2 separate regions of the Homo sapiens genome follow, and region 2 is linked to region 1. A link is a loop called in an ENCODE intact Hi-C map of the cell type or tissue named here. Cell type or tissue: ovary. All regions are shown on one strand.

Evidence for each region. Peaks named below come from ENCODE experiments on the same cell type or tissue, not always from the same donor. Only the 100,000 strongest peaks of a DNase experiment are listed, where the experiment ranks them.
Region 2: it touches region 1 in a loop (7-fold over the local background); 86 of 110 quality-filtered maps call a loop at or near these places.

What each region holds. Positions count from the first base shown.
Region 1 is chr19:50,365,061-50,373,060 of GRCh38, forward strand. NAPSA (napsin A aspartic peptidase) reads right to left here and starts at 579. Exons shown (of 9, transcript NM_004851.3): 1 at 479-579. The coding sequence starts at 561. It overlaps LOC105372437 (a long non-coding RNA gene), which reads left to right. Exons shown (of 4, transcript XR_007067299.1): 4 at 7,811-8,000. RefSeq lists enhancers at 780-929, 3,723-3,782. In ovary, a CTCF peak has its summit at 3,700 (motif pointing right); DNase peaks (open chromatin) are centred at 3,691 and 4,291; H3K4me3 peaks cover 851 bases; H3K27ac peaks cover 594 bases.
Region 2 is chr19:50,772,691-50,780,690 of GRCh38, forward strand. No RefSeq gene overlaps it. Among named protein-coding and RNA genes, the nearest start is that of GPR32, 6.2 kb to the left of the region's middle. RefSeq lists an enhancer at 4,923-5,747. In ovary, no CTCF peak of the experiment used is centred here; no DNase peak of the experiment used is centred here.

The sequences.
Region 1 (8,000 bases):
CGCGGTGGCTCACGCCTGTAATCCCAGCACTTTGGGAGGCCGAGGTGAGCGGATCACGAGGTCAGGGGTTCCAGACCAGCCTGGCCAACATGGTGAAACCCCGTCTCTACTAAAAATACAAAAATTAGCTGAGCATGGTGGCGCGAGCCTGTAATCCCAGCTACTTGGGAAGCTGAGGCAGGAGAATCGCTTGAACCCAGGAGGCAGAGGTTTCAGTGAGCTGAGATCATGCCATTGCACTCCAGCCTGGGCAACAGAGTGAGACTCCATCTCAAAAAAAAGAAATCTGGTCTTAAGAGATGTCAGAGTGGAGCCCTTAGGGGTGACAGCCTGGTTTAGAGATCTGGAAAGCTGAGAAAGAAGCTCTAGGGATCCTGGGTGCCAAGTTTGGGGATCACTGAACTGGGAGTCCTAGACTTAAAGGGCAAGAGGCAGAAAATCCCTCCTAAGGTTGGGGTGGTAGATGGGGTCACCATACCGGATCAGTGTGGCCCCGGAAGGCTCCACATTCAGCAGAGGCAGCAGCAGCAGCAGGGGTTGCAGCAGCGGTGGTGGAGACATCGCTGGGGACCTGGGTGTGAACCCAGGTGTCCTGGGGCCTCATTTTCTTTCCCCTGTGACTCCACCCTGTTCATGCCCCACCTCCAGGTTTAGAAGGAGACCAGGACATGAAATCTGTCCGCAGGTGACGCAGTGGGACAAGGATGTTTTTTGAAGATTTGTGCAGAGTATTTTTGTAGGGTTGGCAGAAGTAGCATCCTGTGCTCCTGGTGCTCCTCACTCCCTACTTGGGTGGCAGTGGTGGTGGGGTCTCCTCCACCGTCACCACCTCCCACCCCCCCATCCTTCAGCTGCTGTCAGTTTTACTTTTAACTTTCACATAACTTTTCTGAGACTTATTAACCACAAGTGTTTCCTTGGCCAAGTGGGAGAGACCAGCAGGTATCTGTGAAGGGCCTGGGGGAAGGGAGAAAGGACATGATTAGACACCTGCCCTCACATATGAAGTGGGCCCGCATTTCAGGACCCAGTCTCTTACTGTTTTATTTGTAGGTGAAGTATGTTTCTTGTTGACAACAGATCATTGGGTATTGTTTTTTGTTTGTTTGTTTTTGTTTTTGTTTTTTGGTTTTTTTTTTTTTGAGACCGAGTTTCACTCTTGTTGCCCAGGCTGGGATTACAGGCATGCGCAACCACGCCCCACTAATTTTGTAGTTTTAGTAGAGACAGGGTTTCTCCATGTTGGTCAGGCTGGTCTAGAACTCCCGACCTCAGGTGATCCGCCCGCCTCAGCCTCCTAAAGTGCTGGGATTACAGGCGTGAGCCACTGCACCCAGCTGATTCTCAATTATTTCAATCTCTTTGTTAAATTTATGTGATGGAATCTGAATTCCTTCTGTGTGTTAGCTTGAATTTCTTTGAGTTTCCTCAAAACAGCTATTTTAAATTCTCTGTCGGAAAGGTCACATATCTCTGTTTCTTCAAGGATTGGTCCTTGGTGGCTTATTTGATTTGTTTGGTAAGGTCATTTATTCTGGATGGCCTTGATGCTTATAGATGTTCATTGGTGGCTGGGCATTGATGAGTTATTTATTTATTTATTTATTTATTTATTTATTTATTTATTTAGATGGAGTTTTGCTCTTGTTGCCCAAGCTGCAGTGCAATGGTGTGATCTCAGCTCACTGCAACCTCTGCCTCCCAGGTGCAAGTAATTCTGCCTCAGCCTCCCGAGTAGCTGGGACTACAGGCACCCGATACCACCCTGGCTAAATTTTTTTTTTTTTTTTGAGATGGAGTTTCACTCTTATTGCCTAGGCTGGAGTGTAATGGCGCCATCTTGGCTCACTGCAACCTCTGCCTCCTGAGTTCAAGCGATTGTCCTGTCTCAGCCTCCCAAGTAGCTGGGATTATAGGCGCATGCCAGCTAGTTTTTGTATTTTTAGTAAAGACAGGGTTTCATCATATTGGTCAGGCTGGTCTCGAACTCCTGACCTCAGGTGATCCACCTGCCTCGGCCTCCCAAAGTGCTGGGATTACAGGCATGAGCCACCGCACCCAGCCTACACCCAGCTAATTTTTGTATTTTTAGAAGAGACAGGGTTTCACCATGTTGTCTAGCCTGGTCTCAAACTCCTGACCTCAGGTGATCTTCCTGCTTCAGCCTCCCAAAATGCTGGGATTAGACATGAGCCACCATGCCTGGCCATGTTAGGTATTTATTGTAGTCTTTGCAGACAAGGCTTGTTTGTACCTGTCCTTTTTGGGGAGGCTTTCCAGGTATTCAAAAGTACTTGGGTGTTGTGATCTAAGCCATGTCTGCATTAGGGGGCTCCCCAAGCCCATTAATGCTGTGGTTCTTGCAAACTCATAGAGGTACTATCTTAGTGGTCTTAGATAAGATCCAGAAGATTTATCTGGATTACCAGGCAGAGACTCTTGCTCTCTTCCCTTGCTTTCTCTCAAACAGAGTCAGTCTCTCTCTCTCCCTCTCTCTCTCTCTCTCTCTCTCTCTCTCTCTGTCTCTGTCTCTCTCTCTCTGCTGAGCTACCTGGAGCTGGGAGTGGGGTGACACAAACACCCCATGCCTACTATCACTGGGATTGCGCTGGGTCCTGCCCATGGCCTCCTGTAACCACGACCTACCTGCCTACTGCTTATGTTTGCTCAAGGCCCTTGGGCTCTAAAACTAGCAGGTTCCAAAGGCAGCCATGCTTGCATCCTTCCCTTCAGGGCATCAAGTTACCTCAGGTCCCAGGTGGGTCCAGAGATACAGTCAGTGAGCCAGGGACTGGAGTCAAAACCCTTAGAAATCGGCTGGATGCGGTAACTCATGCCTGTAATCCCAGCACTTTAGGAGGCTGAGGCAGGCGGATCACTTGAGGTCAGGAGTTCGAGGCCAGTCTGGCCAACATGGTGAAACCCTGTCTCTACTAAAAATACAAAAATTAGCCAGGCGTGGTGGTCAGCGCCTGTAATCCCAGCTACTCGGAAGGCCGAGGCAGGAGAATCACTTGAACCTGGGAGGCGGAAGTTGCAGTGAGCCAAGATCGCGCTGCTACACTCCAGTCTGGGCGACAGAGCAAGACTCCCTCTCAAAAAAAAAAAAAAAAAAAAAAGAAACAAAAGAAAGGCTAGGTGCGGTGGGGGTGCGTTTGGGAGGCTGGGGGTGTCATCCCAGCCCTTTGGAAGGCTGAGGCAGGAGGATCGCTTGCGCCTGGGAGTTGGAGACCAGCCTGGGCAACAAAGGGAGACCCTGTCTGTACAAAAAAAATGTAAAAATTATCTGGGCGTAATGGCACACTCCTGTAGTCCCAGCTACTGGGGAAGGTGAGGCTGGAGGATAACTTGAGCCTAGGAGGCTGAAGCTGCAGTGAGCCGTCATCACGCCACTGCACTCCATCCCAGGTGACAGAGTGAGACACTGTCTCAACAGAAATAAATAAATACATAAATAATGGTAAAGATCCACTTTGTGCACTCCTTGCTCTGGGGGATTTTCCTGAAGCAGCCGAACGTGTCCCTGATAACTGTCACCACCCCCCTTTGTTTTCTCAGTCAGAGCACTCGATCTGGGCCCCTTCAACTCGCCCCGCACGCTTTCCGTCTGCAGCACCCCATCCAACTGCACCCAAGCGCCCTTAAGTAGTTTGAGAGGCCGTGCCTGCAAATTCCCAATTGGCCACAAGGTGGAGGTGTGGGCCTGTTTTCCCAGCCAAGATTCCCCAGCCGCCACCCGTTTCTAGAGCTGGACCCCTGGAACACCAGGCTCTCTCCAGCTTTCCTGCTTCCGCCCTAGCAGTTCCCACCGCCTGGAATGCCGACTTGCTCGCTCTCTGCACCCCACGGGAAAAGGAGCAGAACAGGCTTCCTCCCTGACTCCCCTGCCCAAGCGTACTGGGAGATCTCCTGCCGAACACGGCCCGGCCAATGGGACCTGGATCTCCCCATGTCTTGTCTCTCAGGGGGTTGTGACCGAGTGGGCCTCCACCATCAGAGGAGCACAGTTTCCAGAATCGCCCAACACAATCTTTCCCGAATCCCCTCAGGAAGTGATTAGGTAAAGGATTGCCAGATTTTTAAACCCGTCATTTTATTTACTAACCTTGTAAGAAAGGAATTATCGCCCACATTTTACCGGGTTGGGGAGGGGCTGCTGCGGTGCAGCAAGATTAAGAGGAGGCAGCCCAGGTGCACTTGGAGGGGAATTGAACCTGGTTCTTGAAGCTGCAGACACCAAGTAATCAGCCCAGATGCCTCGCATCGTCTTTGCCAGGATTACTTTTGCCCCTGTTCCATTGGTGGGAATCTGTCACGTGGTTGCTCCTGGCTGCAAGGACGACCCGGAAATGTAGTCCAGTTGTGTGTCCAAGAGTGGGGGACCCTTTGGGTGACTCTCAGGCACTGTGGGCCACATCAGACCCCACAAGGCCTCAAGTTCGGACCTGCGTTCCCTCTATGATCTTATATCGCACCTTCCCGAGGTCTCGCATTAGTGTTTTTTTTTTTTTTTTTTTTTTTTTTTTGAGGCAGAATCTCGCTCTGTTCAGGCTGGAGTGCAGTGGCTGTGATCTCGGCTCACTGCAACCTCCGAACCCCCAGGTTCAAGCGATTCTCCTGCCAATTTTTGTAATTTTAGTAGGGACGGAGTTTTGCCATGTTGGCCATGCTGGTCTCGAACTCCTGACCTCAGGTGATCTGCCCGCCTTGGCCTCCCAAAGTGTTGGGATTACAGGCATGAGCCACTGCACCTGGCCTACTCAAAATATTAAACATAGGCCGGGCATGGTGGCTTACACGTGTCATCCCAGCACGTTGGCAGGCTGAGGTGGGAGGATTGCTTGAGCCCAGGAGTTCCAGACCAGCCTGGGGAACATAGTGAGTCTGTCTCTACAAAAGAATTACCTGGGCTTGCTAGCGCATGCTTGTAGTCCCAGCTACTCTGGAGACTGAGATGGCAGGATCACTTAGCCCAGGAGGTCGTGGCTGCAGTGAGCTGTGACTACGCCACCCCACTCCAGCCTAGGTAGCAGAGTGAGACACTGTCTCAAAACAAAACAAAACAAAAAGTTAAACATAGAGTTACTGCATGACCCAGCAATCCCACTCCAAGGTGAAATGAAACATATGTCTACACAAAAACTTGTACATGAATGTTCATAGCAGCGTTGCAGCCAAGAATAGAAACATCCCACCTGTCCATTAACTGGCGAATGGGTAGGTAAAAGGTGGTATATCCATACCATGGACTATTACTGTGCCATAAACAGAAATGAAGTACTGATACATTCTACAAAGTAGATGAACCTAGAAAACGTTATGCCCAGTGAGAGATGCCAGTCACAAAGAGCTACATATTCCAACGATCCATTTATAGGAAATGTCTAGAATAGGAAAATTCCATAAAGTCATATAATTTTTTCTTTTTTTGAAACAGAGCCTTGCTTTGTCACCCAGGCTGGAGAGCAGTGGTACCATTATGGCTCACTGCAACCTCAACCTCCTGGGCACAAGTGATCCTCCCATCTCAGCCTCCTGAGTAGCTGGGACAAGAGGCATTCGCTACCCTGCATGGCTTAGTTTTTAATTTTTTGTAGAGATGGGGGTGGGGGTGTCTCCCTATGTTGCCCAGATTGGTCTCAAACTCCTGGGCTCAAACAATCCTCCAGCATTGGCCTCCCGAAGTGCTGGGGTTACAGGCATGAGCCACCTCACTCAGCCAGATATAGATTAATGGCTGCCTCAAGCTGGAAGAAAAGGGTGGGAGAATTGGGTATAACTGTTTTTTGTTTGTTTGAGATGGAGTCTAGGTCTGTTGCCAGGCTGGAGGGTAGTGGCGTGATCTAGGCTCACTGCAACCTCTGCCTCCTGGGTTCAAGCGATTCTCCTGCCTCAGCCTCCTGAGTAGCTGGGATTTCAGGTGCCTGCCACCATACTCGGCTAATTTTTGTATTTTTGTAGCGACGGGGTTTCGCCTTGTTGGCTAGGATGGTCTCAATCTCTTGACCTTGTGATCTGCCCTCCTTGGCCTTCCAAAGTGCTGGGATTACAGGTGTGAGCCACCGTGGCCAACGGGTATATCTGCTTATGGGAATGGGGTTTCTTTGTGGACTGACCAAAATGTTCTAAAATTGGTTATGGTGGTGGTTGCACAACCCGTGAACTTGCTAAAAACCATTAAATTGTACTTGAAAGTGCTGAATTGTTTGGTGTGTGAACCAAATCTCAATAAAGCTATTACCAAAAAAATTAGAGAATATTGGGTTACTTACAAATGAGAACCTTGGTCCACAGCTACCTTCAGACAACAAAACTGCCAGTGACCGAGTGCTTCTGTATGCCAGGCACTGCGCTTCCGGGATCCTCATACCCTTCATAAGAAATAAGAACAAGAGGCCGGGCACGGCAGCACACGCCTGTAATTCCTGCACTTTGAGAGGCCGAGGTGGGTGGATTGCCTGAGGTCGGGAGTTCGAGACCAGCCTGGCCAACATGATGAAACCCTGTCTCTATTAAAAATACAAAAAATTAGCCGGGCGTGGTGGCAGGTGCCTGTAGTCCCAGCTAGTCAGGAGGCTGAGGCAGGAGAATGGCGTGAACCCGGCAGGCAGAGGTTGCAGTGAGCCGAGATCACGCCACTGTACTAGAGTAAACTCTGTCTCAAATAAATAAATAAATAAATAAATAAGAACAAAGCCGGGCGTGGTGGCTCATGCCTGTAATCCCAGCACTTTGGGAGGCTGAGATGAGTGGATCACTTGATGTCAGGAGTTTGAAACCAGCCTGCCCAACATGGTGAAACCCCGTCTCTACTAAAAACACAAAAATTAGCCGGGCATGGTGGTGCGCACCCGTGATCCCAGCTACTCAGGAGGCTGAGGCAGGAGAATAACTTGAACCCGGGAGGCAGAAGTTGCAGTGAACCAAGATTGGGCCACTGCACTCTAGCCTGGGTGACAAGAGCAAAACTCAAAGAAAAAAGGAAGAACGATTTATCCTATTTACCAGTAGGTCAACCGAGACTGAGTGCAATGTGACTCGTCCCAAAAGTGTTGTAATTCCTCTTCAGCCTATTTCAGGACTCTTGCACTTTTCTAACAGTGGAAACTTAGAACTACTTTAACAGCCACAAGAATCAATACAGGCTGGATGAGAGGCTCATGCCTGTAATCCCGGCACCTTGGGAGGCCAAGGTGGGCAGATCGCCTGAGTCCATGAGTTCAAGAACAGCCTAGGCAACGTGGCGAAACCCCATCTCTAACAAAAATGTAAAAACTTAGCTGGGTGTGGTGGCTCATGCCTGCGGTCCCACATACTCTGGAGGCTGAGGTGGGAGGATCACCTGAGCCCAGGAGGTCAGGGCTGCAATAAGCCAAGATGGCACCACTGCACTCCAGCCTGGGCGACAGAGTGAGATCTTATCTTAAAAAAATAAATAAATAAATAAATAAATATAAATACAGTTCCACCATATCAGGCACCTCATTTGAAACCCACCCTGTTTATGCTTTTACCTCATTTAGTCATAAGAGTAAGGCAACAAGGTCATACTCTTGATCCCGGTGGGCTAGGGGAAGTCCCCATATGCTGGTGTGGGACCTCCACCCCAGCCAATGTCCAGGCTCTTGACACCATCTCGGGAAGGAACTTGAGGACAAGTGGGAAAATACTGAAAGTACAAAGATGTATTGCAAAGTGAAAAGTACACACTCAACAAAGAGGAGTACAGGTGGACTCCAGAGAGAGTCTCCTGCAGGGGGGGTTTGGGGCTGCTACCTTAATGGGTTTCTCTCTTTTTGTTTTGAGACAGTCTTGCTCTGTCCCCAGGCTGGAGTGCAGTGGCACGATCTTGGCTCACTGCAACCTCCGCCTCACGGGTTCCAGCGATTCTCCTGCCTCAGTCTCCTGAGTAGCTGGGACTACAGGTATGTACTATGGATTTCTTTAATCAAGGAGTGGAATATTCATGAAGATTCCTAGAAAAAGGAGATTTTTGAGAA
Region 2 (8,000 bases), 410 kb after region 1:
CATTTCCCCATTTCCCCCTTTCTATTGTCCGGAATGCAGATGTATCAGTTACCTTTTGCTGTGTAACAAAAACCTTCCATGTTTAGAGGCTTAAAAATATAAGTTTTTTTTTTTTTTCTGATAGGGTCTTGCTCTGTTGCTCAGGCTGGAGTGCAGTGGTGTGATCACAACTCACTGCCACCTCAATCTCCCAGGCTCAAGTGGTCCTCTCACCTCAGCCTCCTGAGTAGCTGGCATGTGCCACCCCATGCCAGGCTAATTTTGTATTTTCAGTAGAGATGGGGTTTCTCCATGTTGGCCAGGCCGGTCTCAAAATCCTGACCTTGAATGATCTGCCCGCTTCAGCCTCCCAAAGTGCTGGAATTACAGGCATGAGCCACCACACCTGGGCAGAACTACTTCTTTGAATCATGAGCAAGTGGTGTGACAGCTTCTGGATTGCATGACATTTTTCTTTTGCCTCGACCTAGAGCCAAGGGAATGGCCTGTTGTGACCAGGGACCACTGGGACTTCAATCCCCAGAAAGGACTATTCTTTACATGCATCAGTTTGGTTTTGGGGTGTTTTAAGTAACAGAAAACCTGACTCCAACTGGCTTCAACAATAAGGAAATTTATCAAGTCACTTCACACAAGTTCCAGAGGTTGGCAGCATAATTAATAGTTAAGGGGTAGATTCAGCTGTTGCAGGAGAGACACAAAATAACAGTGGCTTCAATGAGCTGGGATTTGAAACCTCCCCTTTCACAACCTGGGTGTAAGCATCTCAGGGCTGGCCTAGGGACTCCCGGGGGACACGGTAGCTTTGCATCAGGGCTGCTGTGGCAGATTACACAAATGGCCCCCGTTCTGCATACCTTCCTGCATGCGTGCTCCTTAGCAATGTCACTCTTTAGATTTTCCCATCAAGGGGTGGAGTCCTTTCCTCACACCTTGAATCTAAGCCAGGCTCGTGACTTGCTTTTTGACCAGTAGCTTGAGTGCTAGTCACCTTGTGCAGAGTTCTGAGCCTCCCCCTCATACTTTCCTTACTCTTGGAACCCTCCCCAACCATCACACGAAAAAGCCAGCCTGCAGGATGATAAGAGCTATGTCTCTAGTAAACATACAAAAATTAGCCGGGCATGGTGGCAGACACCTGTAATCCCAGCTACTTGGGAGACTGAGGCAGGAGAATCGCTTGAACCTGGGAGACAGAGGTTGCAGTGAGGCAAGATCTCATCACTGCACTCCAGGCTGTGTGACTGAGACTCTGTCTCAAAAAAAAAAAAAAAAAGAAAGAAAGAAAAAGAAAATAAAAGAAATGTAAAAGAAAAAAAAAAAAAGCAGCAGCTCTGACTTGCCCTGAGAACTCCACCTCTCAGAGCCTCGGTTGCCCCAAGTCTATAAAATAGAAGCAAGTGTTTCCATCTTCTGGATGAGGAGATTAAATGACACAGTGACTGAGTGCCAGGAAACACAGACGCACCTTAAAAAAATTAACTCCTGTGGGAGGCTGAGCGGGGAGGATTGCTTGAGCCCAGGAATTCGAGACCAGCCTGGGCAACATGATGACACCCCATCTGTACAAGAGATTGGCATGGTGACGCATGCCTGTAGTACTGGCTACGTGGGAGTCTGAGATAGGAGGATCACTTAAGCCTGGGCTGTGGAGGTTGCAATGAGCTGAGATCGTGCCACTGCACTCCAGCCTGGGTGACACAGTGAGTCTCTCTCTCTAACTCTCTCTCTCTCTCTCTGTCACACACACACACACACACAGAAAGAGAGAGAGAGAGAGAGAGAGAGAGAGACCTACCTATTCTGTTGACTAGTGGATCTGATTAAAAATAAATAAACTGGGGAAAGTATTATTTAAAAAAAAAAACTTGAAAGTGATGAGAAATAGTCCTCCCTTTCATTCCAAATCCTCCATTGTTACTTTTTCTCACGAGAAAACTGTTACCAGTTTTTTGTGTATCCAACCCATGCATAAGCACTTTCTTTCTTTCTTTTTTTTTTTTTTTTTTTTTGAGACAGAGTCTTTCTCTGTTGCCTAGGCTGGAGTGCAGCAGTGAGATCTCGGCTCACCGCAGCCTCCGCCTCCCGGGGTTCAAGTGATTCTCCTGCCTCAGCCTCCCGAGTAGCTGGGATTACAGACACCCACCATCATGTCCAGCTAACTTTTGTATTTTTGTAGAGACAGGGTTTCACCATGTTGACCAGGCTGGTCTTGAACTCCTGACCTCAGGTGGTCTGCCCGCCTTGGCTTCCCAAAGTGCCTGGGATTATAGGCGTGAGCCACCGCTCCCAGTGCATAAGCACTTTCAACACAAATAGAGCATGCCATAGCTATGATTCTACATCGTGAGTATTTTCCAAAGAGTATACCTTTGGGACGGCAATACATAAGATATCTAGCACATGACTTTTCAATGGTGGTGGCTAAGTATTCCCTTATATGTATATACTGTGCACGGAAGTAGTGTTCCCTAATCCCCTACTGATGAGTTGCTTTGAATTTGATGCAATGATATTTTTGAAACTTTGAAAATTATTCAATAAAACACACATTCTGAACAATACATAAAGAAAATAGAATGGGGGGAATTTGTTTGATTTATCACTAAGTGAACAACCAGGCAACCCAGCCATAAAACAATGTGGCCACCCCAGGGCTCCCCTCCCACCTCCTCGCCCTCTCAGTCAGTCCTCCATCTCCTTTAAAGATAACTTTTGTTTTGTTTTGTTTTGTTTTGTTTTCTGAGATGGAGTCTCCCTCTGTCATTCAGGCAGGAGTGTAGTGGTGCGATCTCAGCTCACTGCAACCTCCGCCTCCCGGGTTCAAGTGATTCTCCTGCCTCAGCCTCCCTAGTAGCTGGGATTACAGGCATGTGCCACCTCATCTGGCTAATTTTTTTTTTTTTTGTATTTTTAGTAGAGATGGGGTTTCTCTATGCTGGCCAGGCTGGTCTCAAACTCTTGGCCTCAGGTGATCCACCCGCCTCGGCCTCCCAAAGTGCTGGGATTACAGGCGTGAGTCTCCCCACCCTGGCCAATATATTTCAATTAAATATATCAATGCTGATATTTGTCCATCCTCACATTTTGTCGGTCTCTCTCTCCATCTGTCCACGCACTGTAGTACCTCCAGTATGATGAGCAGACAAGACGGGGACATGAGGTCTGGGAAACCCAGGGAGGGAGCCCTCAGCATACCCACTGTGCTGCAAGGGGCACAATGCTCAGAGGTACCTCCCAAAAATGTTGAACTGTGTTAAAGTCGGCGCAGGTAGGACGTCACGATATTTTACCTATTAATTCTTCAGCCTGTATCTTCTAAGAACAAGAGCATTTTCCCTGTAAAATTATAATATTATTATCTCCCTCAAGAACTTTACCATTGGTATTATCTAATAAACAGGCCATATTCAAATTTCCTAACTGTTCCAATAATAAACTTTAGAGCAATTTTTTTTTTTGAGTCAGGTTCTTGCTTTGTTGACCAGGCGGGAGTAGAGTGGCATGGTCATAGCTCCCTGCAGCCTCGAGCAATCCTCCTGCCTCAGCCTCCCAAGTAGCTGGGACGACAGGCATGTGCCATCATGCCCTCATTAAATTTTTTTTTGTAGAGACAGAATCTTGCTATGTTGCCCAGGCTGGTCTTGAATTCCTGGCCTCAAGCAATCTTTCTGCTTCAGCCTCCCGAAGTGTTGAGATTACATGTGTGAGCCGCTGCCCTTGGCATGGAGCATTTTTTAAAAAGCAGGATCCTGCAATGATATTCTCTGCCTCTCCTTGAAAAAAAAAAAAAAAAAAAAGACTATGCATTAGGTCACAAATAAAACATAGGTTGATTCCCCAAAGCAGAGGTAATACAGGCCATATTCAAATTTAGAAATTAATAACAAAAGATGAAAAAAATGCTTCAATTGCCTTGGACATTGCAAAACACCCTTCTAAATAACATCTTGGTTCAACTGTTAATTAAAACTTAAGTTCTACTTCATTTAAAGCACACTACATATAAAAACTTACGGCCAGGCGCGGTGGCTCATACCTGTAATCCCAGCACTTTGGGAGGCTGAGGCAGGCAGATCACCTCTGGTCAGGAGTTCGAGACCAGCCTGGCCAACATGGTGAAACCCCATCTCCACTAAAAATACAAAAATTAGCCAGGTGTGGTGGTGCATGCCTGTAGTCCCAGCTACTCAGGAGGCTGAGGAAGGACAATCACTTGAACCCTGGAGGTAGAGGTTGCAGTGAGCTGAGATTGTGCCACTGCACTCCAGCCTGGGTGACAGAGCAAGACTCTGTCTCAAAAATAAATAAATAAATAAATATTTTTAAAAAATCTTATGAGATGGGGCCAAAGCTGTGCTCAGAGGAAAATCTATAGCTTATTTATTTGTTTTGTTGTTGTTGTTGTTGTTTATTTGAGACAGGGTCTCACTCTGTCACCCAGACTGGAGTATGGTGGCACCATTGCTCACTGTAGCCTCAACCTCCCAGGCTCAAGTGATCCTCCCACCTCAGCCTCCCCAGTATCTCCACCATGCCCAGCTATTTGTTTAATTAATTAATTAATTAATTAATTTATTGGTAGAGATGGGGTCTTGCTATGTTACCAAGGCTGATCTCAAATACCTGAGCTCAAGCCATCGTCCTGCCTTGGCCTCCCAAAGTGTTGAAATTACAGGCGTGAGCCACTGCACTCAGCCTTTAATTTAATTGTAATTAGAAGAGAGAGAGAGAGAGAGAGAGAGAGACAGAGAGAGAGAAAGTCCGAGAGGAAATTAGCAAAGCAAACAATTCAGGAAGAAAAAAAAGCTATAAAATAGTGCACTGAAAGTTGAAAGAAAGCGTTCATAGAGATTAGAGGGAGTTAATTTTAAGTAAAAAATTATGGACAATAGTAAGAAGCTGGTTCTTTGGAAGGAGAAATACTCTTTTCCATGTTCTGTCTCTCTCTCATGTGTGCACACAGGTACACACACACAAAACCAACAATAATATTCTTTTACGTTTGTGTTTGTGTACTTTTGTGAATGCTTCAAGAAGGCAGAAGAGCACAATGGGACACAAGTTGCTTCCACTCTCTGTGCCTCAGTTTCCACCAATGTAAAATGGGGATAATGGCAGTAGCTCCCTGAGAGGGTCCCTGTGAGGATGACTTGCGTTGCCGTGGGTGGGGCGCTTGGCTCCGTGCCTGGCACCGAGGAGGTGCGATGTGTTTGCTGTGATCAGTATCATCCTCTGTTGCATAAATTCCTCCTGGGGAACTGCCGGGTTAGAGGGAGTGTTCGATGTCGCAGACGCCGCCGCGAGCGCTCTGCAAGCCTGTTTCCCACGGCTTCGCCAACGCAGCAACCGCCAAGTCAGCCTCTTTGATCTTTGCCTTCTCAGAGGAGAAAAGTGGGATCCCGGGGAGGTTTTTAATTTGCATTGATTTTCTAATGAATGCGGTTCAGCATTCTTCCAAGGAGGCTCTGCGGTTTTTAGAGCTGGCTGCAGGATCCTCCCTGGGGAGACGTGGTCTTTGCTGGGGCAGAGCCAGGCGCGGTGGTGGAGGTGGGTTTGAGTCTCGGGGAGCGCGCGGGAGCTGGGCACGGCCCCGTGCTTGAGAGGATCTGGCATTTTCCTGGGCAGCCTCGGCGAGAGAGAGTCGTGGAAGGTGAGTTAAGCCTCCGGATTATACTCTGCCAAGCAGGGACTAAAAATTCGTATCCAACAGAATTGCTAAGACAGCTGAAGACTGCGATTCACGCCTTCATCCCTTAAATAATGACAGCTCACAGGTATTGATCGTGACCTAAGTACCAGGCCCTGTCCAGAGCTTTCTAAACATGTGAACTCCCAAAGTCAGCATCACAACCCTGAGGGCGGTGCTGCGATTATTCCCGTTGTACAGAGGAGGAAACTCGAGGCTCAGAGAGGTAAAGTCATTTACCGAAGGTCACACAGCTGGCTGGGTACGGTGGCTCACGCCTGTAATCCCAGCACTTTGGAAGGCTGAGGGGGGCGGATCACCTGAGGTCAGGAGTTCGAGACCAGCCTGGCCAAAGATGAAACCCCCGTCTCTGCTAAAAATACAAACATTAGCCGGGTGTAGTGGTGCATGCCTGTAACGCCAGCTACTCTGGAGGCTGAGGCACGAGAATTGCTTGAACCCGGGAGGCTGAGGCTGCAGTGAGTCGAGATCGTGCCACTGCACTCCAGCCTGGGCGACAGAGTGAGACTCCGTCTTAAAAAAAAAAAAGAAGAAAGTCACAAAGCAAGTAAGTGTAGGATGGGAATTTGACCGGTCTGACTCCATTAACCCATCCAGTTATGTTTACCGAGCGCCTGTCTGGTGAAGGTCACTGTTTTTGGTGTGGGAGAAAGGCAAAGAAGACAAAGATACCTACCTTTGAAGGACTAGCATTCTAGGGAGTAGCACTGACATGCCGGGGGCAGTGGCTAACATTTAAGGGCGAGGGGCTAGCATTTAGGGGGAGTGGATAACTTTAGGAGGCGGGGCTAAAATTCCAAAGGGAGAAACTGATCTTCCAGGGAAAGAAATTGACATTCAGAGGGGAGGGACTAACATCCCAGGGGGAGGAGCTAATATTCCAGGGAGGAGGAGCTAACATTTCAGGAGGAGGGGCTAATATTTTTAGTACAATTATACACTGTTAATCACTACCTCTGTTTCTAACATTTTAGGGTAATTGCATGCTCTTAATCACTACCTCTGATTCTCTCAGGCAATAAAGGAGGGGCCAACCTTTATGAGGGAGGGGGTAATATGCCAAGGGGAGGAACTGACAATCCATGGGAAGAAATGGACATTCTAGGGGGAGGAGCTAACAACGAGGAGGGGCTAACATCGCAGGAGAAAAATTGACATTTAAGAGGGGAGAAGCTAACATCGCAGGAGAGAAATTGACATTTCAGAAGGGAGGAGCTAACATCATAGGAAAGAAATTGACATTTCAGGGGGAGGAGCTAACATTGCAGGGGAGAAATTGACATACAGGAGGAGGGGCTAACATTCAAATAAGGGTGCTAACATTCAGTGGGAGAGGCTAACATTGCAGGGGAGAAACTGACATTTCAGGGCAGGGCTGACACTCTCCATCCTTCAGATTCTACAGCCTCTGCCTCCTTGCTATACCCTGTCCCTACAAGTATTGGCTGAGCTCATAGTAGGTGCAAATCTCTGCCACCCTGGGGATTTGAACATGCCTGAATAGAATGGAGTCTGCCCTCATAGAGCTCGCAGCCTGGGGGCAGACAGTTCTGAACGGAATGATTACACAGAAAGACATTCACCTCCCAGGCAGGAGAGGTAATCACGCGCTCTTAATCACTACCTCCGTTTCTCTCAGGCAATACGGGAGGGGAGGCGGCACCCCCATCGTGGCCTGGTTTGAGATGTTCCCAGCCGTAGGAGACAGACTGTCATCAAGTGTCGGAAAATAGCTGTCATGGGAATCCTCACCTCCTGACACCTTCCCAGCCCCGTGCTCCCGAAACCCTCCCCGCGTGGCTGCAGAGTTGTAGGTTCTGCTCCTGGTGACGGGCAACCCCGTAATCTCCAATGCTCACGGCAGCTCTGCTGGGGCACAGCAGCTCCTGGGGGCCAAGGTCCCAGCCAGGACGTGGATGTCAGGGCCGAGACTGGAATGTAGAACCGTGGGAGTCCAGAGCCCAGGTCCTTCCCCACGAACCACCAGATGTGGTGTGGGTTTCCTGGTTTCCGTTCTTGTTCAAGTGGAATAAAAGGAAAAGGTGGGGGAGTGACAGCCACACCTAATGTCCCCCCACCATGGTGGGGGATTTTTGTCTGTTCCCTTTGCTGCCGTGTCCCCCGTGCCTGGGATGCGCCCAGTGCTGAACGATGCCCCTTTGCACATATACAGTCTCACGCTGATTGATCTGGGTTTACTAAGTGTCAGTGATTCACTCCCTTGAAAATGGGAGCCCCATTTTCAATGTGTGACTCCCATTGTGATCGTAGGTTCTGGGGACCCACAGAG